Linked DNA regions of Homo sapiens: all the other regions are linked to region 1. Evidence: chromatin loops called from intact Hi-C (ENCODE). Cell type or tissue: PC-3. All regions are shown on one strand.

Region 1 (5,000 bases):
TTTGGCTCTGAATTTTCAAGAAACTGACCCGGGATCTCTTTGCTTCCTAAAATAGTTGTTTTGGGATCTGGCATGTATCTCCATTCATTATTCTGCAAAGAATCCCTGTAAAGATGGCTCCATTTAGAGCACAGCTCCTCAAACTTTAATGTGCACACAAACCACTCAAACTGATGCTCATCTACCATCTCTGCTTTGTGTTTCCCCTTGGCACTTATCTTCTAACATACTACGTATATAACCTACTCATCCTGTTTATTGTTTGCCTCCTCCACTAGAATGTAGACTTAATGAAGGCTGACATTTTGTCTGTGTCTCTGGTGACTCGCTCAAAGTAAGCACTCAGTGTCAGCACTCCAATACATATTTGTGGAATAAATGAATAAATACATAAATTCATCAAAGTAAGTTGCATTTGAAAGTATAATGAGTATTTGCTAGATATTAAGCATTGTGGGAGGTAGTTTGTGGAATCCCAAGACAAAATAACACTGGAAATACTTGGAGTCTGAAAACATGCTCAGACTAGATGCCTCTGCTATGTGACCTCTCCTGGCTCTCAGTGAATTTAAACAGGCTTGGTGCTATCAGTCATGCTCTTACATCATGAGAGCAGCTTACCTAGAAGCTTTGTACTCTTATACCTGAAATAAGGTCAGCTGAGGAGGGTAAGGTTTTACTAGTACTGTTTTAAATTTTAGGAAAAAAAAGTAAGCTCTCAATTCAGCCTTTCTTATTATAAATAAATCCAATCCCTGCCCCCCGCCCCCCCCCCCCCACAAAAAAAACACTGGGCAAAAACCAAAAACAAAACACTGGGCCCCTCCCTTCAGGAGTTGACAGGTTAGTGGGGAAGACAGACATGTATAAATAAATGTAATAAAGACAGAATTATCAAAACTCTGGTACAGATAGAAGCCGAATACTGTAAGAGCCCAAGGAATCAAGTCTGAATTGTGACTTGGGACAGCAAGGGGGTACTACATGAAGGTGGAAACATTTGAGCGATGGTAGAATTTTTACCGATGGGGATGAGGAAGAAATTTCACGGAAAGGGAACAACTGGAGCAGAGGCCTGGGGACATAAATATATTCTTAATGTTTTATTCAAGGGATAATAATCTCTATTGTAAATGACCTGTGGAGCACTGTGTGGACAATAAGTGAGAAAAGGTTAACTGGGACCTGATAGTATAGAAACATGAAAATCAGTCTTTCATATTAGGGTCTTCTACTGTAGCCACATATGAAAAAAAATACTTGCTCAGGCCCTGCATGAATTATGCATGTGTATTTGAAAAGCTCCCTAGGTGGTCCTGGTGGGAGCTAAGATGATGACTTAAAAGATGATGTGGAAGGCAGTGTGAGAAGTGAGATGACTGGAGGAGGGAGGAACTGGAGGCAAGGGATCTGGGTGGAAGATTTGCAAAACCAGGGGAGAGTTTGTGGAGAAAGAAGACAAATCCAGTTCAAGTTATTGGAGAGATTGGCAGCACTCTTATCTGCTAAATATTGAGGGTAACTCAAGATCCATAGGCTAGAAGCTAGGTTCAGTGATCCTTCCTCTTGCATTTCTGGCTCCATGAATTTCTCCTTTCTTTATTGGGAACATGTAACACAGATTCTAACTGGTCTTGGTATGTAGTATAACATAGTAATTAAGAAGCATGATATAAGGTCAAAGGACTTACCTTGCTCCATGACCTTGGGTAAGTCCTTACAGTTTCTAAGCCTCAATTTTCTCATCTGAAAAAAGGAAAAAATAAATATATTGAGAGGATTGAACATGCAAATACTTGGTTGAGTACCTAGCTGTGATAATCAAAGTTATGTATGCTCTGCTGCAGTAAGCATTAATCCCCAAATGCCTGTGGTTTTAGATGAGATTTATTTTTGAATCATGTTACTTGTCCACTGTGGATCAGCAGGGGGACTCTGCCCATTGTAGTTACTCAGGGACCCAGGCTGACAGAGTAGCTACCATCTTGAATATTGTTAGTACTTATGTCAAGGGGAAAGAGAACTCTGGAGGGTCTGGCACCAACAATTCAATGCTTGGTGCAGAACAGATACATGTCTGTAATCCCAGTATTCCGGAAGGCCTAAGCGGGAGGATTGCTTGAGGCCAGGAGTTCAAGATTAGCCTTGGAAACATAGTGAGACCCTGTCTCTACAAAGTTTAAAAAAGAAGAAGGAGGAGAAGAAGAGGGAGGAGAAGGAGGAGAAAAGAGATACATACCATCCCTGCTGACAACTTATTGGATATTGGCCAGGGCCAATCATATGGTCCTACCCACTACAGGAGGATTAAGAAGTGCAGTCCTACCATGTACTCAGTAGATGGGGGAGCCTGAAATATCTGGTAAGGCTTTATTACTACTATTTACTTATAAACTAAGATCTGCAATGTTAACTATCTTCCTTCCTGCACCTTGAGTCCTCTCCTTCCTGCCTCTTCCTTGAGTTCCCATTCCAGGGGGCCGCCGTCCAATAGCTCCTCTCACCTAACTGGCAACAGAGTCCTCACAGTGCCCTCTAGTGGCACCTAGAGCTACTTCATTAGCCCTTGGAGGGAACTTAATTCTGAGGCATCTGGAGCAAATTTACCCAGCAGGGCTGAATAACATTAATTGTCGAGTTTGCTTTACTTTGTAAGCCTCATAAAAGCATTCAGGATAAGCCCTTATGCCTTGAGACTACCCTTTCAGGAGCACTCTGTGGAATCTATCCTTCCTTTTTGGCAAGAATATCTAAACTTCAATAATTTAAAGGACCTAGATACAAAACCCAACATGTTTTCACTGTGTAGATGCTTTCTATTTTATAAACTCCCCTACTGTCTCCAACAACCTTTCCTTTCTCATAAACCATATAAATACTTATAGAGATAGAGCCAAAACCATTATGTAATTCCTGAAAGCCTATCTGCAAACTCAACTAGAATAATGATCCTTAATTATGAGAACAGAGAGGAGTTGCTTCTGAAGGAACCAAAATGTCATGTTCCCAGTCTTGTATTATGGCTTCCTAACTAGATTCCATGGACACCTGACCACAACAGTATTTTCATATAATTGATTTCCTTTGTAATTCCATGTATTGTATTTTATACATTTAAAAACTTTAATATGAGAAGAGGCCCAAAACTTCACCAGTCCGCTAGAGTCACTTGGCATCTTAAAGTTGTAAGATGGAAGTTGTATTTGCCAGTGTGAGGAAACATTTTAAATCTTGCCACAGGGTGGTGCTATTGCTTTAAGGGTAAGAAAGAGTAAGTCAGCAGGTTGAACAAGAATCTGTTACCTCCAAGAAGATTGAGAAACAGAGTGGTGATGTGGTCACAGAAACTTCGCAATAGTCTTAGTCTTAAGTGGTAGTTCCAAATTCCTAGCAGATAAAATGCAAATCCATTAACTAAGAAATTTTGGTCTAGTATATAAGATGTGGTTGGTAATGGGTTTTCCTATTTTAAAGTAGTATATAATACAAAAATTATATACCCCTCAATGTTCTGAGGAGCTATTAGCCAACCAATTACCTAAACATTCATTCTACACAAGATTAAAGATTTTCTTCAACACACAGGTGGGTGACTGTGGTATTGTTTCTCTCAACCGTGTTGTCAGAGTTTTATTTTTCCTGTTGGCTCCATTCTGGGTTTTTGTACGTAGACATCATACTTCACATATACTGAATTCCAGCAAGGTGTAATCATGATGAGATGCACACGGCAAGTTCAAAAGTAGAAGACACAACTCCTGAATAGGAACTGATAAATCAAATGATGAAAATTGCACAAAGAACCCAAGGAACAAACATAAAACAGAGTTGGTTATACTGGCAAAAGCAACATATACTTACAGATAAGACAACTTACTTCAAAACAATCTGGGGGAGAAGGTATAGTCAAAATAAGATGATTATGTGATAATTGTTAAAGCAGGGAGATAGGTAATTTGGAGTTCCTTATATAATCTTTTTTTATACATTTGAAGTTTTTCATTACAATAATTAACATATCCATAAAATAATATAATGTTAAAGGGTTGAATTTTTGGTGATCAATGAGTATATACCAAGCCCTTATTGGAAGGGAAGGAAGGATGAACACTGATGCAGAAGAGGTTGTAAGTCACAGAAAATGGATAAACTTCAGGAAGGTGTGATACTGAGTTGTGGTACTCAATCCCTATTTAGATTAAATTTTTTTTTTTTTGAGAAAAAGGTTTTGTAACTTTTTTCTTTTTTCTTTTTTAAATTATACTTAAAGTTCTAGGGCACATGTGCACAATGTGCAGGTTGTTACATATGTATACATGTGCCATGTTGGTGTGCTGCACCCATTAACTCGTCATTTACATTAGGTATATATCTCCTAATGCTATCCCTCCCCCCTCCCCCCACCCCACGACAGGTCCCAGTGTGTGATGTTCCCCACCCTGTGAACAAGTGTTCTCACTGTTCAATTCCCACTTATGAGTGGGAACATGTGGTGTTTGGTTTTCTGTCCTTGCAATAGTTTGCTCAGAATGGTGATTTCCAGCTTCATCCATGTCCCTGCAAAGGACACGAACTCATCCTTTTTTATGGCTGCATAGTATTCCATGGTGTATATGTGCCACATTTTCTTAATCCAGTCTATCATTGATGGGCATTTGGGTTGGTTCCAAGTCTTTGCTATTGTGACTAGTGCCACAATAAACATATGTGTGCATGTGTCTTTATAGCAGCATGATTTATAATCCTTTGGGTATATATCCAGTAACGGGATGGCTGGGTCAAATGGTATTTCTAGTTCTAGATCCTTATGGAATCGCCACACTGTCTTCCACAATGGTCGAATTAGTTTACAGTCCCACCAACAGTGTAAAAGTGTTCCTATTTCTCCACATCCTCTCCAGCACCTGTTGTTTCCTGACTTTTTAATGATCGCCATTCTAACTGAGATGGTATCTCATTGTGGTTTTGATTTGCATTTTTCTGATGGCCAGTGATGATGA
Region 2 (5,000 bases), 260 kb before region 1:
AAAAGACCAATGGTTGCTAAGGAGAGTGGGAAGAAAAGAGAGATAAATAGGTGAAGCACAGGGCATTTCTAGATGGTAAATCTATTCTGTATGATACTGTAATGGTAGATACATGGCATCACACATTTTTCAATACCCATAGAACTACACAACACGAAGAATGAACCCGAGTGGGAACAACAGGCTTCGATTAATAATAATATATCAGTGTTAAAACTGGTGCATCAGTTTTAACAAATGCACCATACTAATGCAAGACATTAATAGAGGAAAATCGGGGGGCAGGATATGAGAACTCTATAATTTCTACTTAATTTTTCTGTAAACTTAACATTGCTCCAAAAAATAAAAATAATTTTTATTTTTGAGACAGGGTCTTGCTCTGTCACCCAGGTTGGAATGCAGTGGTGCTATCAGCCTTGACCTCCTGGGCTCAAGTGATTCTCCCAGCTCAGCCTCTCAAGTTCTCAAGTAGCTAAGACTACAGGCATGCACCAACATGCCCAGCTAATTTTTTTTTTTTTAATTTTGTAGAGACGGGATGTCACTATGTTGCCCTGGCTGGTCTTGAACTCCTGGGCTCAAGCAATCCTCCTACCTCAGCCTCCTGAGTAGCAAGCATAAGCCACCATGCCTGGCCTATTAAATTTTTGTTAAGAAGTCATAACCAGCTTTGGCCGGGCGTGGTGGCTCATACCTGTAATCCCAGCACTTTGGGAGGCCGAGGCAGGCAGACCATGAGGTCAGGAGTTCAAGACCAGCCTGACCAACATGGTGAAACCCTGTCTCTACTAAAAATACAAAAATTAGCCAGGCATGGTGGCACACACCTGTAATCCCAAATACTCAGGAGGCTGAGGCAGGAGAATCACTTGAACCCAGGAGGCGGAGGTTGCAGTGAGCCGAGATCGTACCACTGCACTCTAGCCTGGGCGACAGAGCGAGACTCCATCTCAAAAAAAAAAAAAAAAGAAGTCATAACCAGCTTCAATTGATTTTAGAAACATCACAGGCTCTTCCTAAGTTGCTGGTTCCTGTGATATATCTGAGGGAAAAACATACATGCCACTTATTAACAAGTTTAAGAAATAAAGGAGGGGAGAAAAAACTATTATATGACTTACCTGTTGCTTCAAAAGTCAATTTTATAGAATCCCAAGGTGTCTGTTCTTTGGATATGAGTCGGAAATGAGGAGGATTTCTTGGAGAAACTTCTGGGGCAGGAAGATACCAGTTTTTCCTATTTAGAAAGGAAGCTTCAGTTTTAGGGTGCTTTATTATTTGATGGCTATCTGTAACTCACAGAACTGTTCAGCATATATGAACACATTTTTGGGTATGAAAATAAACTGACAGACATGATAAGCAATGCCAACTCCAACAAATTTAGGTTATTTTGTAATAAAACCTTCCCAATGTTAAGAACAAAGGAGTAACCTAGGTGATCTTGATTCCACCACCCATCCTATTTCTTCTCATCCAGTCCTTCACTGCCAAGCTATAAAATCTTCCCAGAGAAAACAATTTTTTTTTTTCTTTGAGAGACAGAGTTTTGCTGTTGTTGCCCAGGCTGGAGTGAAATGGCGCGATATCGGCTCACCGCAACCTCCACCTCCCGGGTTCAAGCAATTCCCCTGCCTCAGCCTCCCGAGTACCTGGGATTACAGGCATGCACCACCATGCCCGGCTAATTTTATATTTTTAGTAGAGACACGGTTTCTCCAGGTTTGTCAGGCTGGTCTCGAACTCCCGACCTCAGGTGATCCACCCGCCTCGGCCTCCCAAAGTGCTGGGATTACAGGCATGAGCCACCGTGCCCGGCCACAATTTTTGAGATAGATGCTTATTGGCTATTATATTAGTTAGAAGGGCCACCTTTTCTAACCACTCAGGTTTCTAGAGAAAAGATTTTTAAAATTTGAAAAAACAAAACTACTCTTCTGAGTGCTTTATTCCACTAAAAAAAAAAAAAAAGTTTCATAATGATAGAAAAAATAGTACAAACACCACTGAACTTGTATATTAAAGGATGGCAGTTTAAATGATAAGAGTACTGATATGGTGACAAGACTTGAGAACAAACTAACCTTAAGCAGAAAAATAATGAACCAACCTGATCAGAAAGTGCACTGGAAGATACCAAGGAAAACCACAAAGAGGTGCATTCTCCTCACAGTGAGCTCGGATACTATCATTGATCTCAGGAATGTGAGGGGTTATGTGAGAAATTCCAGTATAATCAAACCCATTGATCCATATTCCAGAGTCCCGTTTAACTGCATTTCCTTCCAAGTCATGGAATGTTCTAGTCATATGCTGAAAAAAAAAGACTAGTGAAAAAACTGTTTCAACTAGTACACCCACATTCCCACCCCAGATTACAAAAATGGAGTATGACAATACCAAGAAATGATGTGGATATGGAGCAAGTGAATAAGACACTGAGAGTTTCTAAGGTACTGCTAGCGTTCTTTATTTTAAACTGGAAAATAGATATATAGATTATTGTTTTATTGTATCTTCCAAATATATTTAGGATTCCTATAAAATGTTTTTGAAACTTACTATTTCAGACTTAAAAGACGTTAATGTTAGAGCTGCTTTTAGATAAGGATTTAAAACAAATACATCCTAAGCACATATATACATACACACTCATTTCCCTATTAGTGTTTTATGAAGCTAATTCATGTGCAGAGAAAAGTGGGAATTGCAGCTCACCACTAGATGACAGCCTTGTGCCTAACAGAATTCTATGAAAAGGCACCGTGCTCCATTTGAAATAACTTTATTCACGGCAGAAACCAGCCTGAAGAATACCAATCAGGAAAAAAACAAACAAAAAAAAACACTGCATAGGGCAGGAGCCGGCAAACTGCAGCCAACAGGGCAAACTGTCCACTGACTGTTTTTATATACGAACCATTATTTGAACATGGCCACACTCATTTGTTTGGGTATACTCTGTTGCTGCTTTCGCTCTGTTTCACTGCAACAGACTGTATTGCTGACAAAGCCCAAAATATTATCTTGTCCTTTACAGGAAAAGTTTGCCAACTTCTGGCACAGTGGAAGAGAACCCCCAAACAAATCAGAAAATGACTTTTTAAAAATAAAAATCCTGCTTTTCCTAAGTATTACTGACATAATTATAAAACTTAATACATCATGAAAAACACACTGAACCTCCTAAAAAAAAATCCGTTCTTCACTAAAGGTTTTACAAATTGTAAAATCTCACATAAAATTTATCACAGTGTCCTTCAGGACTATAACAAGGAATTGTTATTTGGCCCCTTTTCAAAACCTCCTAAGTGTTTTTAATTTTTTAAGTCCTTGAATAATTATCTAGGTATAATTCCTCTGGCATTTCTGTTTGGCTAGATTAGGTTAGATGTGACTCTTGCCCTTAAGGGTATATGTTATCTTGAAGCAGGATCTTTCACTTACAGAGTATAAAATACAAATAAGAATTATGCAAAATATACAATATGTTAGTATGTGTTCACAAACATGAGAAAGGGATGGGTATAAGGCATAAGATAATTTGTGTAGTATGAGAACTTTTAAAAACAATTTAGAAAAACTAACAATTTAGCCATCTCTAACAGAGATGACTAGAATTGAGGCTTACTGCTTTATAGTACCAGGTCTAAAAAATTTGAAGAAAAAGTTGAGATCTAAAATAAGTCCTCAAACTGGCCAGGTGTGGTGGCTCACACCTGTAATCCCAAGCACTTTGGGAGGCCGAGGTGGGTGGATCACCTGAGGTCAGGAATTCAAGAACAGCCTGGCCAACGTAGTGAAACCCTGTCTCCACTAAAAATACAAAAATTAGCCAGGCGTGGTGGCGAGCGCCTGTAATACCAGCTACTTGGGAGTCTGAGGCAGGAGAATCACTTGAACCGAGGGGGCAGAGGTTGCAGTGAGCCAAGATCGTTCCACTGCACTCCAGCCTGGGCAACAGACCAAGACTCCATTTTAAAAAAAGAGAAAAGAAAGTAAGTCCTAAAACTCACTTTATTAAACCCTTTCTAAGTTATAGTTTCACTATCACATATCACTTTGAATGTTACTTAAGATTAATTTTACTAGCACTTCTAAACATCAATTTTATTTTGCCAGTTGACAGTTTAGATTTTACTCAGCCTGTATACATTTTTACAATCTATATTTCTAAAAACTCATTATTCCATAATAAATATTTGCTCCTGTTTTTCCAAATAGATGCAGTTTTATAATTTGAATAGTAATAAAAACAAGCAAACATTTCCAATTCAGTCTCCTGGGAGATATATGTCTAGCTGATAAGAATGCCTCTTGACAGTCAGTCTTCTCCTCACTGCCTTACACACAAAAAAGGTGAGTATGACTAAATAGGTCAACAGCAGAAAAGTCAGCTGCGCTTGCTATTCACTACTGAAGCTCAAAACACACAGGGCTTCCTTTCCAGATCTCAAATACCTCATGCAAAACTGCTCACCTGAAGAAACACTCTCTTTGGCTTCGGATTAGCAGGATTGGAGCTATATGGAAAAAATGTTCCACTGCAAACAAGGAGGAATGTAATTGCACATACCAAAGTTAAAGTTAGCATGGTTTTTTTTGTGCTCTTGGCAAGGTAGATGAAGTTAATCTGAAACACAAACCACAAACACAGAAATATTACAAATTCATTCTAGTGGTGGAAAGGTGTTTTTAACTAACTTTATTTTTAACAGTATTACCTAACAGCCCCTGAAGAAAATTTATCAGCAGGTGCTAGCATACTCTAACATCTAGTAAACAAAGCACTAACTCTAGGAGATTTCCATTGCAGGTGAGAACCTAGAAAATGACAGATGCCTCCAATCTGCCATGATGGTGCCACCTTTTTGGCATGCAGCCAAAAACCAAGAGGGAAAAAGGAAACTCAGGACTGTCGCTGTCCTTAATGTGCGAAAAGAACAGAAATGTAGATGTAATGGATTATTCATTAAATAACCAGAGATAAGCTTTAA
Region 3 (5,000 bases), 53 kb after region 1:
GGGCTGGGAAAGGCAGACCCACCCTTAATCTGGGTGGGCACCATCTAATCAGCTGCCAGCGTGGCTAGAATATAAGCAGGCAGAAAAATATGGAAAGAGAAACTGACCTAGCTCCCCCAAGGCTATATCTTTCTCCCATGCTGGATGCTTCCTGCCCTCAAACATCAGACTCCAAGTTCTTCAGATTTGGAACTGGGACTGGCTCTCCTTTCTCCTCAGCCTACAGATGGCCTATTGTTGGACCTTGTGACTGCATGAGTTAATACTTAATAAACTCCCCTTTATATATATATATATATATATATATTCCATTAGTTCTGTCCCTCTAGAGAACCCTGACTAATACAGGCAGCAAATATGTAACTGTTCACAGCATTTCACTTCATTCCCAGAATTGACAGGCAAGCAGTCATATGTCCTTCCTTTATGCTCATGGGTCCTATGGATGCAAGGTAGTGTTTTCTAAAAAAAAATAAAATAAATAAAAAATCAAAAAGATAAGAAAATTTGAAGGTATCAGGGCTGGTTTTGAATCCTGGCTCTGCTCTGACGCTTATTCCACACCCCAGAACAAGTTATTTAATCCCTGTAAGTCCCACTGTGCTCATCTGTGAGATGGGAATATCAATCCCTACAATGTTGGGTTGCTAGAAAAGATACATGAGATAGCACCTGGAACAGAGCAAGTACTTCATAAAAGTTGGTTTTTAGCCCTAGCCCTTTATGCCTCCATTTCCTGCCTTTGATCATCATTGGTGTGAACTTTTCTGCCTACTGAATAATAGAGAAATGCTTTGTGATGATAAGAACATAGCAGAGAATGAAGTGTGTAAATTCTGGGGCAGAGAAAATTCTCTGGACTAAACACACTTTAGTGTACATGAACATCCCTCCAAATTTTATCAGGCTGGTGCCTATATGTTTCAGCTTAAAATATACTTCCTGATAAGCAGAAAGAAAATTTTAAGTAATAGATAAATAACGTGTACACATGGACATACAGTGTGGAATGATAGACATTGGAGATTCCGAACGTGGGAAGAAAGCATAGGGTAAGAAATTACTTAGTGAGTAAAATGTATATTATTCTAGCAGTGAATACACTAAAAATTCAGGCTTTACCACCACTCAATATATCCATGTAACAAAATTGTACTTGTACTCCCTAAATTTATACAAATAAAAATTAACTTCTCTCTCTCTCTCTCTTCCTGGAGGAAAATAACTAGTAGGTTTCTTTTGGGTTGGATAGGACTTATTTGCTTTTCAACACCCAAAGAATAACTTTGAAAATGTTATTTTCAAAATAAATTGAGTGTTCCCTGGAAGTTGCTGTATTTTTTTAATTGGTTATTTTGGAGTAGTCTAGAAGACTTCCCTACAATTATTGTTTAAGCCTTAAAATAAACCCTTTAGTATACAAATTTGAAAAAATTAAAGCTTTCTTGAAAATAGATTTATATATACTCTATCAGAGTGCAAGCAGGAAACAGAAGCTACACCAGTTACTTGAACATAGAGACTTTAAGGAATGGTTGGTAACTAGGTAACTGAAAGGATTAAATTAACAAACAAACAAACAAAAAAACAACAATGAAAGTAACATGGAGATAGCAACTGCAGGAAGCAGCTACCACTCCTGGGGCTGGGGATAGCAGAGGGAAGTGCTTGGATTTATTAGAAGTTAGAAACTTTGAGAAAGGGCCCCACAACTTGTGCTGGCTGTGAGCTGGGATAAGCAGCCCTGTGGGCCTGCCACTGAAACCTTTGAGGACAGGGCACTATTTATAGCTCACTTGTGTCTATGAGGTGGGGGCATGATGAAGCTGTTTTTGCGAAAGTTGCAAAAACTGCAAATTGGAATCAGCTGCTGCTATGGAACGGCATGGGTGAAGAAGCACTCCTGGAGTGATCTTACAGAAACCACAAGCTGACAAGCCTATAGGGAACAAACTGAAAGGAACCTGTCCTTTCTCTCTCCTCCAGCCTGGCTGTCTCCCTCTGTAACACCCTCTAGTGACAGAGCCTAACTGGAGCAGCTGGCAAAGCTAAAAATGATGTTTTGAGTCCCAGGCCTGAATTGCATAAGTGTATAGAGAAGGGTAGCTGAGAGACAATAACTTAATGTAAAACTTGTTTGAAAATAGACCTCTAATGCAAAGGAAAGACACGTTGAGGAATTGATATCCTCTCATTCCTTTTTCTTCCCAACTCCTAATTCAAGGCTAAGAGAATGTTCCAAATTGTAATGGTATTTGGAGGATGATACAAGATGAAATGTGACCCAACATTTCTTTTCCACCTTGCCATGACTCCAGTGGCTCCAAGACATTTGTATTCCACAGACTGGTAAAATTTTCTATTTGTGGCAACTGACTTAGAGTTGATTGCTTTTTATTTTGTCTAGTGATAGCATTAAGTACCCAGTAGCATTTCATTAAAGAAAGAATATTTCAACCACCAAAACTCAGGAAGAACATAATCTCAGAGTAACGAGTAGTTCTTACATGGATGATTTTGCTTTTTTGAAAAACCCATTGTTAAAATGCAAATACTGAGGGACAGAAATAAATTAATATTTCTTATTTTTGTTTTTAAAAAAACTTTCTTTTGTTTTTATTTATTTATTTTTGAGACAGAGTGTCGCTCTGTCACCCAGGCTGGAGTGCAGTGGCGTGATCTCGGTTTACTGCAAGCTTTGCCTCCCGGGTTCACGCCATTTTCCTTCCTCAGCCTCCCAAGTAGCTGGGACTACAGGAGCCTGCCACCATGCCCAGCTAATTTTTTTTGTACTTTTAGTAGAGACGGGATTTCACCATGTTAGCCAGGATGGTCTCGATCTCCTGACCTCGTGATCTGCCCACCTCGGCCTCCCAAAGTGCTGGGATTACAGGCGTGAGCCACCATGCTCGGCCTCTTTTGAGACACGGTCTTGCTCTGGCACCCAGGCTGGAGTGCAGTGGTGTAAATACAGCTCACGGCAGACTCAAATCACCTGGGCTTAATTGATCCTCCCACCTCAGCCTCTTGAGTAGCTGGGACTACAGCCACCACACCTGGCTAATTTTTAAAAATGTTTTGTAGAGATGGGGTCTTGCCAAGTTCCCTAGGCTGGTCTTGAAATCCTGGGCTCAAGCAATCCTCCTGCCAAAGTGCTAGGATTGCAGGCATGGGCCTCCAAGCCCAGGTGAACAATCTTGATATTCATAAATTTGCATGGGTTTTACAGTTACAGTAATTGTAATAATCTGTAATTATTAAGAGCTTACTATGAACTAGGATTATGATGAGCACTATATATATGATTTAATCTTCCTCGTAAGTCTCCCAAGTGGGTCCCATTATCATCCCCATTACACATTAAGGAAAATGAGAATTGGTGAAGATGTGAGCCTAAGGTTACACAGCTAAGTGGCAGAGCTATGCCTAGAAGCCAGATCTTCTGACAACAAAGTCTGGCTGGGCTGCCTGGCTACCCATACCTCTCTGTCTGGAATCCCTTTTACATATTCCCTATATGGATTCCTACTGAAGGTATGGGCCATGGGCCCAGGCACCACTGACTTTATCATATGGCCCTGCCCTCCTGGACAAAGCTTGTTCTAACTTTCAAGATAAAGATTATATAACTTTCAGCTACAGCCTGGCTACATGTTGTTCCCTGACCTTGTATTATTTGAGTTCTTTTCTTAAAATGAACAAACTTCTCTTGGCTTGAGATATTTATGTTACCATTCCTTGCATTCTTTCTGTTTTTATATTCTTTGCAAATAATCCTTGCTTGAAGTGTTCAAAATCTCCCCCAAGATGGGCACCCCTGGTAGACTCAGAAAGCCTGAGCTGCTGCTGTGCAGTCCAATATCTACTCACGCTGTTGAGGCTGGAGAAGGGGAGATGGAAATGGTGCTCATAGCCTTCCAGCTTTGTCTGCTTCAGTGGCTCAGTGGCTGTTTGCAGATGGAGTTTTCGGCTGGGGCTCAAGCCCTAAGGTTGGAATACTAGCTTCCCTGACTCCTTGTTTCCTGCTCCTTCTCTCACTGTTCTGAGTAGTGGTTCTGTACCATCTGCTTAATGCAAATAATGCAGTATTTTATTCCTCTTTAATGAACGTAGACACTTGTGATGGAAAGACACATAACACACAGCATGCACAGGGAGGGGATTTATGAGTTCTGACCCAAAGTCGGGGCAGTGAATGCGACCTCGTACACAGAGATTCATTAGAAAGTCTCCAATGTCAACATATGGCATTTTTTTACTCAGTACTGTCAGGTAGCTTTTATTTTATCCCTTTACTCGTGAAAAAACAGATTCAGATGCATTTGCCACAGGTATCGTAACTAGCTAGCCACTGTCAGAATCATGATTACAATGGAAGGATTTTGATTCCTGTTCCAAGACTACACTACCTCTTGGCAAAAATAAAAGCATTCATTCATTCTTCATTTATTCAGCACATATTTTTCTAATACTTTTTCTGTGCTAGGTTTTGGGGAATTCCAAAGGGAGCAGAATATGATCACTGATGTCATGGTGAATATAGTTCTGTGTCAGATCAGACATGAGTCAGATAATCATATAAATAAAAACATTAACTTTGTTTAGAAGTAAGGGAGTGATAGGTAGCCCCAAGAGAACAGATGACAAAAATGAGGTTAGTAAGAATTCATGTAAGATGGGTTAATCATATTTAAAAAGCAAGAATTTAAATAAACACCAAGCAAAAAAAAAAGTTTCTTTTCTGAAATCATCAATGATCAAGAAATCACCACTACACGATATATCCATGTAACAAAACTGCATTTGTACTCCTTAAATTCATACAAATTTAAAAAGAAACCTTAGATGTGTCAGTGTTTGAAGAAAATCATATCTTTTTCATCTGTGATGCCACCAATCAGATCACAGCTGATCTGATTAGAGGCTAGATTGCTAACAGCTGCTAGCTCCTTCGGGCTGCAGAACTTGTGGTTAAATTTGATACTTAGGAACACAAATTT
Region 4 (5,000 bases), 250 kb after region 1:
TCAGGCAGGAGAAGGAAATAAAGAGCATTCAATTAGGAAAAGAGGAAGTCAAATTGTCCCTGTTTGTAGATGACATGATTGTATGTTTAGAAAACCCCATCGTCTCAGCCCAAAATCTCCTTAAGCTGATAAGCAACTTCAGTAAAGTCTCAGGATACAAAATCAATGTGCAAAAATCGCAAGCATTCTTATACACCAATAACAGACAAACACAGAGCCAAATCATGAGTGAACTCCCATTCACAATTGCTTCAAAGAGAATAAAATACCTTGGAATACAACTTATAAGGGATGTGAAGGACCTCTTCGAGGAGAACTACAAACCACTACTCAATGAAATAAAAGAGGATACAAACAAATGGAACAACATTCCATGCTCATGGGTAGGAAGAATCAATATCATGAAAATGGCCATACTGCCCAAGGTAATTTATTGATTCAATGCCATCTCCATCAAGCTACCAATGACTTTCTTCACAGAATTGGAAAAAACTTCTTTAAAGTTCATATGGGACCAAAAAAGATCCCACATTGCCAAGACAATCCTAAGCCAAAAGAACAAAGCTGGAGGCATCATGCTACCTGACTTCAAACTATACTACAAGGCTACAGTAACCAAAACAGCATGGTACTGGTACCAAAAGAGAGATATAGACCAATGGAACACAACAGAGTCCTCAGAAATAATGCTGCATATCTACAACTATCTGATCTTTGACAAACCTGACAAAAACAAGAAATGAGGAAAGGATTCCCTATTTCATAAATGGTGCTGGGAAAACTGGCTAGCCATATGTAGAAAGCTGAAACTGGATCCCTTCCTTACACCTTATACAAAAATTAATTCAAGATGGATTAAAGACTTACATGTTAGACCTAAAACCATAAAAACTGTAGAAGAAAACCTAGGCAATACCATTCAGGACGTAGGCATGGGCAAGGACTTCATGTCTAAAACACCAAAAGCAATGGGAACAAAAGCCAAAATTGACAAAGGGGATCTAATTAAACTAAAGCTTCTGCACAGCAAAAGAAACTACCATCAGAGTGAACAGGCAACCTACAGAATGGGAGAAAATTTTTGCAACCTACTCATCTGACAAAGGGCTAATATTCAGAATCTACAATGAACTTTAACAAATTTACAAGAAAAAAACAAACAACCACATCAAAAAGTGGGCAAAGGATATGAACAGACACTTCTCAAAAGAAGACATTTATGCAGCCAATAGACACATGAAAAAATGCTCATCATCACTGGCCATCAGAGAAATGCAAATCAAAACCACAATGAGATACCATCTCACACCAGTTAGAATGGTGAACATTAAAAAGTCAGGAAACAACAGATGCTGTAGAAGCTGTGGAGAAATAGGAGCGCTTTTACACTGTTGGTGGGACTGTAAACTAGTTCAACCATTGTGGAAGTCAGTGTGGCGATTCCTCAGGGATCTAGAACTAGAAATACCATTTGACCCAGCCATCCCATTACTGGGTATATACCCAAAGGATTATAAATCATGCTGCTATAAAGACACATGCACATGTATGTTTATTGCGGCACTATTCACAATAGCAAAGACTTGGAACCAACCCAAATGTCCAACAATGGTAGACTGGATTAAGAAAATGTGGCACATATACACCACGGAATACGTGTATACCATGAATATGCAGCCATAAAAAATGATGAGTTCATGTCCTTTGTAGGGACATGGATGAAGCTGGAAACCATCATTCTCAGCAAACTATCACAAGGACAAAAAACTAAACACCGCATGTTCTCACTCATAGGTGGGAATTGAACAATGAGAACACATGAACACAGGAAGGGGAACATCACACACTGGGGACTGGTGTGGGGTGAGGGGATGGGGGAGGGATAGCATTAGGAGATATACCTAATGCTAAATGATGAGTTGATGGGTGCAGCACACCAACATGGCACATGTATACATATGTAACAAACCTGCACGCTGTGCACATGTACCCTAGAACTTAAAGTATAATAATAATAAAATTAAAAAAAGAAAAAAAGAATCTGCTGCTCGGCATCCCAAAGCACAATGGTTTAGAAGCCAAGTGTGTCTGACCCCTCCAGTATTTGACTGTTTGCTTGGGGTTTATTGTTTTGCATAATACAACAACCTAAAATGTCTCCAATATTTTCTTTCTTTAGAATATGAAACATGACTCTCCTCCCCTTCCCCGTCTCCCTGTTTCCCCCTAGAGTTTTCTTTCTTTCTTTTAAAAAACATAGAAATATAGCTTCTATCTGGAGCATAAATAAAGACGAGTAAGATTCAATTCTTTTAACGATGTGGATAAAATTAGGTTTTCTTAAGGGCACTCTTAAATATGTGAGCTACATGGAGAAAATATTCACCCTGACACTGCTGCCTTCACTAGAAAAGCTGTTATAATTTGATGGATGGTAAATGAACAATTCCTACAACTGCTGCTCTATTCATTAATTACTGAAGTAGGCTCAGCTATGAGAGAAAGGTAGTCCTCTCAGGCATTAGCCTGCTACCATTGCAGAAACAACTGACCACACCCTCCACGTGGCCTTTGTGTTCTCATTTTACCAGGGTGTAAGTCAGCTTCAAAAGGAAGATGGAGTACGTATGCAAGTTAGAGACTGACAAACTGATCTCAAAGTCAGTCTTGAAATTGCCTTTAAAAATCTTTTCATGTATACTCCCACTCTAGACTTGCCAAAATGCAGAGATTCAATTCAGCAAATTATTCCTCTTTTATAGCCAGTTGTTGACGCTGTACTCTTTATCCCTAAATGCTTGTGAATTATTTTTAAAGTGGAAGGAAAAAGAAGGAACATAATAAACCATGTTAACATTTCTTGAGTTTAAGAAACAATTTATTTTGAATTTTCCTGTTAGATGAAATGGCAGACACTGTTCATGAACTATATAACAGTTGGGATAGTCATAACATCCTTCCTCCTTGTTCATGAACAGGGAGGCTTATACCTGTCAATAAACATTTGAGTTGGTTTCCATTTCTTGCTATTACAAACTGCACTGCTATGAACATTCCTGCACTTCCTTCACATGTCTCTCAGTGCAAATGTGCAAGTGTTTCTCTAGGGGGTGGGACTGCTGAATCATGGTTGGTATAAGCATTTTTATGCCACATTTTTTTCAAAGTGGTTATACCAGTTTATATGCTCACTCAAAGTATATGTGTTCCTCTTGCTTCATCTTCTCACCAACACTATTTATTGTTAGATTTAATTTTTGCCAGTCTCATGGGTGGGGTAACATGGTATTATGTTATGGTTTTAATTTGCATTTCCTTAATTACTAATGAGGTAGAATATTTTAATAGGTTAATTGGCTATTCTGCTTTCCTCTACTATGAAATGCCTATTCAAGGTTTTGCCCATTTTCTATTGACTCTTAGAAAAAGATATATAAAAGTTATGTGTATATCCTGGGTACTGACCTTTTGTCAGTTACATCAACTGTAAATGTCTTTTCCCAGTTTGTGCCTGTGTTTTCATTCTCTTTGCTGTATTTTGGTAAATAAAAATTCTTAATAGAGTTGAATTTATGAATCTTTTCCTTTATGGTTTGTCCTTTTTTCTCTTATTTAAGAAATTCTCTCCTACTTCAAGTCATTAAGACATTTTTCTATATCATTGCTAACAATTTCATAATTTTGTCTTTCACATTTAAATCTTAATGTACCTACAAGGGGTGCAGTGGCTCACGTCTGTAATACCATCACTTCAGGAGGCTGAGGCAGGTGGATCACTTGAGGTCAGGAGTTTGAGACCAGCCTGGCCAACATGGTGAAACCCCATCTCTACTAAAAATACAAAAGTTAGCCAGGCGTGGTGGCAGGTGCCTGTAATTCCAGCTACTCGGGAGGCTGAGGCAGGAGAATCGCTTGAACCCAGGAGGCAGAGGTTACAGTGAGCTGAGAGTGCGCCACTTCACTCTAGCCTGGGCAACAGAACAAGACTCAGTCTCAAAAAATGTTTTTTAATTAAAAAAATAAATCAATGCACCTAGAATTCATTTTTATCACATGGATGGATAGTCAACTTCCTTGGCATCATTTATTCAAACATCTACTCTTTCTCCACTGATTTGCTTTAAGTTTCCATATATGCAAAGATCTATTTCTTACTCTCTATTCTATTCCATTAATCTATTTGTCTATCTTTGAACACGTAGCTTTATAAATCCTAATACCCAGGATTCCAGTATAGCAAGCCTCCCAACCTGTATTTCTTCAAAAATGGCTTGTCCATTCTTGATATTTTGCATTTACATATGAATTTTAAAATTAGCTCTTAGGGCTTAAATACACAATTGAGACTTTGATCAGAATTGCATTGAATTTCATGCTCCTGTGACACTAGCATGAGTCCTTCCCCCAGTTCTACAATTAAGACTCCTAACAATTCATTTATCCAGCCAAAAAAATACTTACAAGAGCCTAGGATATGGCAAAAATTATAGTGAACAACATGGATACAACGGTGCAGAAAACAGAATTAGTCCCTGCATTTGTCAAGGCTTCAGAGAAGTGGAAGTTGTGGGAGAGGGACAGAGGGAAGAATAGTAGTGTACTAATTATTTTTCCATTTGTTTTCATTCCATTTTTCATTTGTAAGGTAGGTTAATCATTTTGAAGTCCCCTAGCTTACCTAACCTTTTACTTTGTGTACTAGTCAGGGGTCTCCAGAGAAACAGAACCAACAAGATGTGATAGAGAGAAAGGGAGGGTTATTTTAAGAAATTGGCTCATGTGATTATGGAGGCTTAGTGAGTCCAAAATTGGATGAGATAGACTAGCAGGCTGGAGACTTAGGTAAGAATTGCAATTAGAGACCAAAGGCAGTCTGCTGGCAGAGTTCCTTCTTGCTCAATCAGTCTTTGTTCTATTAGAGCCTTCAACTGATTGGATGAGGCCCACCCCCATTATGGAGGGCAATTTGCTTAACTCAAACTCCACCAATTTAAATGTTA
Region 5 (5,000 bases), 170 kb before region 1:
TGTACAGACAGGTTCTCACTATCTCTCTATGCAGCCCAGGCTGGTCTTGAACTCCTGGACTCAAGCAACCCTCTCACTTCAGCCTCTCAAACTGCTGGGATTACAGGCATGAGCCACTGCACCCACCCCCTATTCCTTCTTAGGGACAGGCTTGCTCATATTTTTCTATAGTTTTGGGGACACCTTCATAACCTCCCATTAATTTTCTTAAGTAGCCAGAGTTCCTGTTGCTCACAACCAAAGAACCTGGACTGACACAAGGGTTTGCTCCATGCCAGACACACTAGGCCTCACCCTCCCTGAGAGAAAGAATTATTAGGTTTCCATTTTGCAGATAAAGAGACTGATGTTGACAGTCTTACACACCAAAAACACACGGCCAGTCAATGCTGGAGCAAGCATTTAAATAAAAATCAGAACCCAGAGCGCAGTCTCTCTCCTTTTTGTCCCTTCATATCACCAATCCAGAGCCCTGCCATTCAGGTATAAGCTGCTGCTTCTAGATCTCACATTGGTATGATTTACAGTTTACACAATGTTTTCACACACAACAATACAGGTAATCCTCATGGCCACCTGGGAGGTAGATATCTTCATGACACGGGAAAATAGATTTACTGCAAGTCTGGTCAACCCATTTTTTTCCCTGCTTAAAACCGTTCTGTGACTCAACACAGCCTACAAGATCAGTCCAAAGGCTCAGCGTGGTATTCCAGGCCCTGTGGCGCCCAGGACCGGGGCCTCAGGCCTGCCACTCCCTTTCTTGCACTTGGAGCTCCAGCCATATGGAACGACTCACAATTCCCTGAAGCTCACCAGACCGGTCTGGGGCCCTGAGCCCTAAACCACTGGGATGTCACCTTCCCGTCCTCACCCGAAGTTATGGTTGGTGAATGCCTACTTAACTTCCACTGGACTGGCCTTCATCTCATGCCTATGAAGGTGATCCCTACTTACCTTCCAGACACAAACACAGCCCATCTTCCTCTCAAGCCTCTTCTGTACCAATACCCCCACTGTACCCTAGACAAGAATCTGGGGTGGCTCTAGCATTATTAGATATTGTAGTGAACCCTGGTGTTGACTCTTCAATATTTTTCCACTCCAAAGGTCATTTTAATCCGTTCCTGTAATCTCAACCTTCCTGTGACTAGTCACAAATGGCCATGGGATTTACCACGTTTCTGATTTATTAGTGCTCTTCTCTGCTCACCTGCGAGACTTGGGCCATGTTCTCAAGACTTCAGCCAGCTCTGTGCCCGTGTTCACCTGGAACCCCTTTCCTAATAGAGCCCGGGAACTGATGAAGCCTCCTTTGCTGCTTCCTGAGAGGGAGCCACACTCAAGGCCAGCCCGAGGCCAGCAGGCCACAGCTCTTGCTCTCGGGTGTCTGAGGGAGGAGGGAGTCCCTGTGGTCCTCCATTTCCTCCACCCTCCTGGCTGCTGGGGCTTCCCCTTTCGACCCCTGCCTAGCCATGCCTCGATTCTATTCCCTTCTCTACCTCGCCACTATCCCCTCACCATCAGAACCTCTCTGTCCTGGGTCTCTTTACGTCACAGCAAGCGCTTGTTAGCTGATTAACAATTAGCCATGGCCATGAGTTCATAGGCTCACCCCAAGGACTGGGCACCCCCTCCGAACTGTTTGTACATTCACAGGGAATTCGCAGAAGCACTAGCCTTTCTCAATGAACAACTTGCCAGGCACTGTGCTAGATGAGTTGACGTATGTTATCTCTTTTTTTTTTTTCAGTTTCACTCTCGTTGCCCAGGCTGCAGTGCAATGGCTCGATCTCAGCTCACTGCAACCTCCACTTCCCAGGTTGAAGTGATTCTCCTACCTCAGCCTCCTGAGTAGCTGGGATTACAGGCATGCACCACCACGCCCGGCTAATTTTTTTGTATTTTTAGTAGAGACGGGTTTTCTCCATGTTGGTCAGGCTAGTCTTGAACTCCTGACCTCAGGTGATCTGCCCACCTCGGCCTCCCAAAGTGCTGAGATTACAGGCATGAGCCACCGCACCCGGCCCATATGTTATCTCATTTAATTCTCACAGCAATTCTGTAATTATTCCCTATTCCTATGTTGCAGATGAAGACGGAATAGCTCAGAAAGGTTAATTAACTTGCTCAAGGTCTCACAGATAATAATGAGAGCTGGGATTCAAGGCACCTGTGAGGCTTACGGGGTGAGGACTCAGTAGTGACTGGGATGTGGCCTTGCCTTCTCTGCCTTCTGAAGAGCCAGTTCTGTTTGTTCAGCTCCTCCTATGAAAGGGCAACAGGACTTTCTGGGATTTTCAGGCATAACCCTGAAGTTCAGGTAGAAGTTGTTTTCCCCAAATCTTTTGAGCCAGGGGCTTGTAGCCTTCCCAAAAGGGAACACAGTGGACGCATGGCTAGCGGGGACCGAAAGCGGAAGCCCGAGCAGCCGGCTATCAACCCTCGTTTGTAGCAATACCTCTGCGGGGTGTGTGAGAGATCAAAAGCTCACAATATTGTGGGGAGCACTGAAGAGGGCCTAAGCCCCAAGCAGGATGAGTCAAGAGGATTCTGGCTCCTGAGCACTGTAAGCAGATGCCAAAGAGGCATCTCTGGCCCCTTCATGAGGTGGGCCTGTGATGCCAGGTGGCCAAGCCCACTAGGTGGCAGCAGAGAACCAGTCAGTGGCCAGCAAGGTCTAGCAGGTACAAATCCTAACCCTGGGGCTGGTGTGGGGGCTGAGCTGCCTCACAGTAACAGTTCACACTATTGTTGCTAGGCGTATTCTGTGCCACGTGCTGTACCAAGCACTTCCAACAGGATCTCGTTTAACTCTCACCATGAACCTATGAAGCAGATGCTGCTATTATCCCTTTCATTTCAGATGCGTGCACTGGGGCTTTCAGAGGTTTGAGATTTGCCCAAGGTCACACACACTGAAGAGATGAAGTGCAAGTGGTTTGGACTCTAGAGCTCCTGCTGTTAGTTTGGGACTAGATTGCCAGGGGAGAAAAGGAAGCCACTTGGAAGTGTTGAAAATGAAGGCAGGTAGGGCCTGACTTGGGCTGGCTTTGGTGTGGACTCTGAGGCCCAAGGCCGGCTCAAAAACAGAGACTAAGAGCCTAGTTAGAGGGAACTTCTAGGGGGCTTCCGGGAAACAGGATGTGGTAGGTTTTTCAAGTTGAGGTGCCCAGGGAACCCCTATTTGAAGAAGCGATCGCCAGCTTATCCTGTTCACATAGCCCTGAAAGGGCCAGGCACCTCAGAAGCTGCAAACCACTCAAAGACCCAAAGGGATGCCTGTGAAAGAGCTGGTCAGGTCTCCCTCGTTGAGCTCAAAGAACAAACAAGGGCCAGGTGCAGTGGGTCGCGTCTGTAATCCCAGCACTTTGGGAGGCAGAGGTGGGCGGACCACTAGAGGTCAGGAGTTCGAGACCAGCCTGGCCAAAATAGCAAAATCCTGTCTCTACTAAAAATACAAAAACTAGCTGGGCATGGTGGTGCATACCTGTGGTCCCAGCTACTCAGGAGGCTGAGGCAGGAGAATCGCTTGAACCCAGGAGGTGGAGGTTGCAGTGACCCGAGATCACACCACTGCATTCCTGCCTGGGCAACAGAACAAGACTGTCCCCCAACCCACCCACCAAAAAATATCTCAAACAAGCTGGAGAGCATGTTCCCAGACTGGCCATTGTGTGCCCAGCATGCTGAGTCTGGTCCTGTAGCATCCTCTGGGGGAGGGGATGATGCCAGCTGCCTGTTGTCTCCACCCTGGAAGAATGCCAGGGCACACTCAATCCCCAAGTCAGCTCACATCACCAGAGAACTTGAATGAGACCTGGGAACTTCACCTTGCCCTGAGATCCAGGTCAGTACTCCCTCCTCTGTGGTCTTGCCACCAGTCATATATGGGCCAGGCTATTATAGAACCCAGCTCAGTGCAATGGACTTTTCAGCTCAGAACTGCATCCCTCTTTGTAGACTAGTACTCACCACCAGGACTTTCTGGGATTTTCAGGCATAACCCTGAAATTCAGGTTGGAGTTGCTCTCTCCAAATCTATTGACACAAGGGGCTTATATCCTTCCCAATTTTTGCACAAAATTCCCTGAGATAGCCTCCACTCTGGGAACTCAGTCTAAGTCATGGTCTATTGTTCTGCCTCAAGGTCTCCAACTGGTTGTTCTTTCTGAAATGCTCTCTCTCCATCTTTTCATGGCTGACTGCTTCTTACCATTTAGGTCTCAGTTTAAATTTTCCCTCCTTTACAGATAGGCTCTCCCTGGCTTGCCTAATAAAGATCAACCCTTCTTTGTTTTCTTTCTCCCTTACCATTTTCAGTGGTGACTATCCAGTATCTGGTGGGTTGGTACTGCCCTTACACAGGACAGCCTTTGTCCATAGCTCACGATGGAAACCAGAAAAATCACAGGATCTGAAAGGAATGGGTCCTCAGGTATTATGGGAAAGGGGACCTTAGAGGTCATTTAATCTAAGTCTTGAGCTGCTAGGACTGTCATATTCCGGTGGGGTTTTTTTTCTTTGTTTTGTTTGTTCACAATGGCTATGGAGAGCTGGTGAGCAAAGGTGACTGTTGTGTCCCACTGAAATGCTTCTGGGCTGTCCAAGATAGATCATGATGTTAAGTAGAATCAGCTCTGGGGTCAATTATTAGGTGAGTGCAAAAGTAACTGTGATTTTTGCACTGTCGGACTTTGCTGTTTGATATTAAATACATTCTTAAATAAATGTGGTTATGTTATACATCATTTTAATGGGCATTTCTCACTTTATGTATTTTTGCTAAAGACATCACTTGTTCTTTGTTGTATGTTTATTTTAGACTATGGAAATGTTGGACAAAAAGCAAATTCAAGTGATTTTCTTATTCGAGTTCAAAATGAGTTATAAAGCAGCAGAGACAATTTGCAACATCGACAATGCATTTGGCCCTGGAACTGCTAACGAATGTACAGGGCAGTGGTGGTTCAAGAAGTTTTGCAAAGGAGATGAGAGCC
Region 6 (5,000 bases), 140 kb after region 1:
AAGACTCAAAGCAAATTAGTTAAAGTTAAAGGAATTGAAGTAAAATTTCAGCTACACTCATCACAGTGGAAATACAGTGTTACAGTTTCATTCTATAAAAGTTAAATATATGCTTAAAATCAGTACTATTCAGAGGAACATTCAGATTCCGGAATTTTTACAACACATCATTCACAATATTGAGGATGCAATCCAAAATTATGCAACATTCAGGCCGGATGCAGTGCCTCACACCTGTAATCCCAGCACTTTAGAGGGCTAAGGCAGGCAGATCACCTGAGGTCAGGACTTCAAGACCAACCTGCCCAACACAGTGAAACCTCATCTCTACAAAAATACAAAAATTAGCTGGGCATGATGGTGGGTTCCTGTAATCCCAGCTATTCAGGAGGCTGAGGCGGGAGAATCATTTGAACCTGGGAGGCGGAGGTTGCAGTGAGCTGAGATTGCATTATTGCACTCCAGCCTGGGCAACACAGCGAGACTCCATCTCAAAAAAAAAATTATACAACATTCAAAGAAGCAGGAAAACATGACCAATTCATAGGAGAAAGATTAATAGAAAACAAGCTAGGATGACCCAGATGTTGGCCAACAATTATTTAAAACTGTATATTAAAATGATGCTCAGTAGTAAAAAGGAAAATATGCTCACAGCTAATAAAAAGTGGGAAATTTCAGCAGAAGAAAAGAGATTATTTTTTTAAAGCCCAAATAGAAATTCTAGAACTGAAAAACAAAACAGCTGAAATATAAAATTAACTGGGTAAGCTTAAGAACCAAATGGAATGATGGAGGAAAGAAACAATGGACTTACAAGTCAATAGAAATTATCTGATTTGAAGAAGGCAGAGAAATAAATTTTAATTAACAGAGCCTATGGATCTGTGAGACAATTCAAAACTGAAGACCTGAAAGAAGACGAGAGAGAGAATTGAGAGGAAAATCATGGCCCAAATTCCCTAAACGTGGCATAAAACATATAGTTACAAATTTATGAAGCTTAGACAGAATTAGTAGAAAAAACACTCCTATTTACATCATAATCAAACTATGGAAGAAAAATATTTGAAGACAAAGAAAAATGACACATTGAATACAGGGAAACAATTAAAATGATGGCTGCTTTCTCATAAGAAGCAATAGAAGGGGAGTCACAAGACAGTGAAACAGAGTTCATGTCCTTTGTAGGGACATGGATGAAATTGGAAATCATCATTCTCAGTAAACTATCGCAAGAACAAAAAAACCAAACACCGCATATTCTCACTCATAGGTGGGAATTGAACAATGAGAACACATGGACACAGGAAGGGGAACATCACACTCTGGGGACTGTTGTGGGGTGGTGGGGGGGAGGGATAGCATTGGGAGATATACCTAATGCTAGATGACGAGTTAGTGGGTGCAGCGCACCAGCATGGCACATGTATACATATGTAACTAACCTGCACATTGTGCACATGTACCCTAAAACTTAAAGTATAAATAATGAAAAAAAAGAAAAGAAAAAATGTACACCAATAAATTAAATAACCTAGAAAAAATATTAAAAAGCATAATCAAACTAAAAAAATAAATAAATAAATAAAGTACAAGGGAAAAGCTTGTCCACTTGGAATTCTGCATTCAGCAAAAATGTCTTTCATTATTGAAGGTGAAATAAGAGTATCAGGGAAAGAAAAATAAGAGAATTTATAACCACCATATCGGTGGTGAAACCAAACAAACAAACAAACAACAAAACTGAAATAAATTCTTCTAGTCTAAAAGGAAATAAACCTTCCTATGTGCCAGGGCCCACCTTAGGCACGGAAATACAAGTTTGAGTATAATGAGGTTCACCATGGAGTTTATAGCTTATAGATGAAATGGAAACCAAACATTGTACTTCATGGCAGTACCAATGGGAGCAGGAATGCCTGGCCTCAATAACAATAGGAGCCAGAAACCACACATGTATTTACTAAAATGTCTTTCAAGAGGGCACACCTGTAAGTCTCTGCATTTTGCCACTTATACAACTTCATCTTTGAGCGCTTACATAGGGTCAGATTACCTAACAATAGCTGTAAGCCAAGACAAAATTGGAGGAGGAGAGAATTAGTAGATACCTGATACAGGATATAAGGGCTAAGCTTTAGATTTTTCTATCCTGACTCGATCCAGGGTATTTGGTTTCTATTGTTTTTCACTAAATAAAGATAGGTCTTTCAACAATCCCAGCTTCTGTGGAATTAGCTGAAAATAAACCAAGAGCTAGAGACTCAAAGTATTTACAGTAGATACATTTGAGTAGGTATATTGCTCAAGTCACACTGTAACTGCCCAGTGGGTTCATTTTGCCTGCTGCCCAGATAAACTCAATTTATTAAGACAGAGGAATTGTAATAGACAAAGAGTTTAATTCATGCACAGCCAGCTAAACAGAAGACAGAAAATTCAGAGATTGGAGTTTTTTAAGGGCAATTTGGCCGGTAGGGGGCCAGAGAATGAGGAGTGCTGAGAAGTTGGGTTGGAGATGAAATCACAGGGGGTCAAAGTGGGTTCTTCTTGCTGTCTTTGGTTTTTGGACAGGATTGCAGAACTGGTTTAGCCAGATTACTGGCCTGGATGGTGCTAGCTGGTGCATCAGAATTTTAGGGTCTGAAAAACATTTCAAGCACTAATCTTGGGTTTTACAATAGCGATGTTATCCCTAGGAGCGACTGGGGAGGTTTGGAATCATGTGGCCCCTGGCTGAGTGACTCCTAAACCAAAATTTCTAATCTTGTTGCCAATTTGTTCGTCTTACAAAGGCAATCTGGTCCCCAGGCAAGAAGGACATTCATTTCTGGAAAGGGCTGTTATCATCTTTGTTTCAAAGTTAAACTACAAACTGAAGTCCTCCCAAAAGTTAGTTTGGCCTTTGCCCAGGAATGAACAAGGGCAGTTTGGAGGTTGGAAATAAGATGGAGTCAGTTAGGTGAGATCTCTTTCACATCATAATTTTCTCACTGTTACAATTTTTGCAAAGGCAGTTTCAATACCACAGTTAGATCAACAAATATTTTGAAAATGGGAAAAAGGGCCTTTTCAAATTAATTTTTTAAAGAGATAACCCCAGAAGGTCTTGTATGGGGTGGAAAAGCAATAGGAAAATTATATAATATGATGATTCTGTGAAACTAGTGGGTCAGAAATAAGTGTTTACAGGCCAGGGCCTGGTGGCACCAGAATGAGCTCTTGGAAGTAGCTGGCTTTGTGTGTTGGGTCCATATGCTGGTGCACCCATGTGGCTGCATACCTGATCTGGGTGGGTGCCGAGGCATTGTCACCCCTGAGCATTGCCTAGGCATTTCTCGTGGCCCGCTAGAGACCAGTCCCACTCCCTTGTCCCCTCCTTCCCCTGCACTCTCTAAGAAGTTCATCTGCTCCTTCCAGGACTGTATGTAGCACCAATTACAATAAGGTCCAGATGCTTGAAGAGCACCTATGCAAGCACACGAGGAAGAGACCATTCATTTGTGACTATGAAGGGTGTGGCAAGATTTTCCTCAGGGTCTACCACCTGAGTCACAACATCCTGATTCATATGGGAGAAAAGCTGTTTATGCACTAGTGGCTGTGACAGAAAATTCAACACAAAATCAAACTTGAAGAAATATTTTGAACACAAAGATGAGATTCAGCAAACAACATATATGCAATTTTGAAGGCTGTAAAAAGATCTTTAAGGATCAGTAGCTGAAAATCCATCAGTGCCAGCATACCAATGAACCCAGAAAGGATGTGGGAAATACTGCCTGACCCAGCAGGCTGAAACGACACACGGAGGTTCAGGAGGGCTAGATGTCAAAAGAGATGTTCCTTTGTGGCAAAAACATGGGTTGAACTTCTGAAATATGTGAGGAAAAAAAACCCATATAGAGGAAATAACATGTGAATATGGCAGAAAATTTTTAAACACAAAGATTATCTTAAGCAATATATGAAAACTCTTGCTCCAGAGAGAAATATTTGCCAATGTTCAAGAGAAGGCTGTGGTAGAACCCACATGACTGTATTTAATCTACAGAGCTGTATCCTCTCTTTTCATGAGGAAAGGCACCTATTTGTGTGTGACCATCCTGGCTGTGGCAAAAGGTCTGCAATGAAAGTCTCACATAGACATACCATTGCAACAAGAAGAAAATTAAACTCAGAGTAAAACCAACTCATGAAAAACGGAGTTCGGTGGGGTGTAATGGCTCATGCCACTTTGGAAGGCTGAGGCAGGCAGATCATTGAGGTTAAGAGTTTGAGACCAGCCTGGGCAATATGGCAAAACCCCGTCTCTACTAAAAATAGAAAAATTAGCTGGGCATGGTGGCGTGCGCCTGTAGTCCCAGCTACTCGGGAGGCTGAGGCAGGAGAATTGCTTGAATCCGGGAGGCAGAGGTTGCAGTGATTCCAGTCACGCCATTGCACTCCAGCCTGGGTGATGAAGCAAGACTCCATCTCAAAAAAAATAAAATAAAAAGAAAAGTACAAAGGGAGTTTGGCCTCTGGTCTCAGTGGATATACCCCTTCTGAAAGGAAACAAAAATAAGGTTTACCTTTGTCTAAAAATAGAAAGACACTGAACTGTACTAGAGACGTGGTGCAATAACTTAAACCTCAACTAAATATCACATTACTTTGTTTAAAGGACTACAAACCAGTGAGCTTTCTTTCTTTCAGAGGCGTATTTTTTAATTAAAATCACTGATGCAGAACAACAATGTGTTTTCCATGTGCACTTGGTCAACACCTATATCTTTACTGTGTCTCCTATGAGCAGGTACTGGACACGGAGGATGTAAAAAAAAAAAAGAAATAAAAATGAGGCACCATCAGGGATTTCCTCCAGGAGGCAGTGTCACTCTAGAAAGACATGAGTGACCCAGGGATTATGTCGCCAGCTTCAATTCAGTCTAGATTCCTGGCCCTCAGAGAGACATGACTGCTGAGGGCAGTAGCCTAAAAAAGGAAACCCCTGG

The links. Peaks named below come from ENCODE experiments on the same cell type or tissue, not always from the same donor. Only the 100,000 strongest peaks of a DNase experiment are listed, where the experiment ranks them.
Region 2: a loop joins it to region 1, with 8 times the contacts of the local background. A loop is called at or near these places in 21 of 110 quality-filtered maps.
Region 3: it touches region 1 in a loop (8-fold over the local background); 17 of 110 quality-filtered maps call a loop at or near these places.
Region 4: it touches region 1 in a loop (8-fold over the local background); 83 of 110 quality-filtered maps call a loop at or near these places.
Region 5: it touches region 1 in a loop (13-fold over the local background); 98 of 110 quality-filtered maps call a loop at or near these places.
Region 6: a loop joins it to region 1, with 6 times the contacts of the local background. A loop is called at or near these places in 8 of 110 quality-filtered maps.

What each region holds. Positions count from the first base shown.
Region 1 is chr9:6,052,160-6,057,159 of GRCh38, forward strand. No RefSeq gene overlaps it. Among named protein-coding and RNA genes, the nearest start is that of RANBP6, 39 kb to the left of the region's middle. In PC-3, CTCF peaks have their summits at 2,539 (motif pointing left) and 3,239 (motif pointing right); DNase peaks (open chromatin) are centred at 2,522 and 3,252; H3K27ac peaks cover 1,746 bases.
Region 2 is chr9:5,796,693-5,801,692 of GRCh38, forward strand. It overlaps ERMP1 (endoplasmic reticulum metallopeptidase 1), which reads right to left. Exons shown (of 15, transcript NM_024896.3): 11 at 4,484-4,636; 12 at 2,114-2,316; 13 at 1,125-1,240. Among named protein-coding and RNA genes, the nearest start is that of ERMP1, 34 kb to the right of the region's middle. In PC-3, CTCF peaks have their summits at 2,717 (motif pointing right) and 2,916; a DNase peak (open chromatin) is centred at 2,749.
Region 3 is chr9:6,105,211-6,110,210 of GRCh38, forward strand. No RefSeq gene overlaps it. Among named protein-coding and RNA genes, the nearest start is that of RANBP6, 92 kb to the left of the region's middle. RefSeq lists enhancers at 1,300-1,800, 1,549-1,598, 1,801-2,301. In PC-3, a CTCF peak has its summit at 2,007 (motif pointing left); a DNase peak (open chromatin) is centred at 1,991; H3K4me3 peaks cover 291 bases; H3K27ac peaks cover 2,536 bases.
Region 4 is chr9:6,299,502-6,304,501 of GRCh38, forward strand. The region is part of intron 1 of LOC107987046 (a long non-coding RNA gene); the gene reads right to left. Among named protein-coding and RNA genes, the nearest start is that of TPD52L3, 26 kb to the right of the region's middle. In PC-3, no CTCF peak of the experiment used is centred here; a DNase peak (open chromatin) is centred at 3,100; H3K27ac peaks cover 1,747 bases.
Region 5 is chr9:5,883,644-5,888,643 of GRCh38, forward strand. It overlaps a transcript of BRD10 not described here. Among named protein-coding and RNA genes, the nearest start is that of MLANA, 4.7 kb to the right of the region's middle. In PC-3, a CTCF peak has its summit at 2,648 (motif pointing right); a DNase peak (open chromatin) is centred at 2,648; H3K27ac peaks cover 359 bases.
Region 6 is chr9:6,192,639-6,197,638 of GRCh38, forward strand. It overlaps the pseudogene GTF3AP1. Among named protein-coding and RNA genes, the nearest start is that of IL33, 21 kb to the right of the region's middle. In PC-3, CTCF peaks have their summits at 2,488 (motif pointing right) and 4,871 (motif pointing right); a DNase peak (open chromatin) is centred at 3,523; H3K27ac peaks cover 2,944 bases.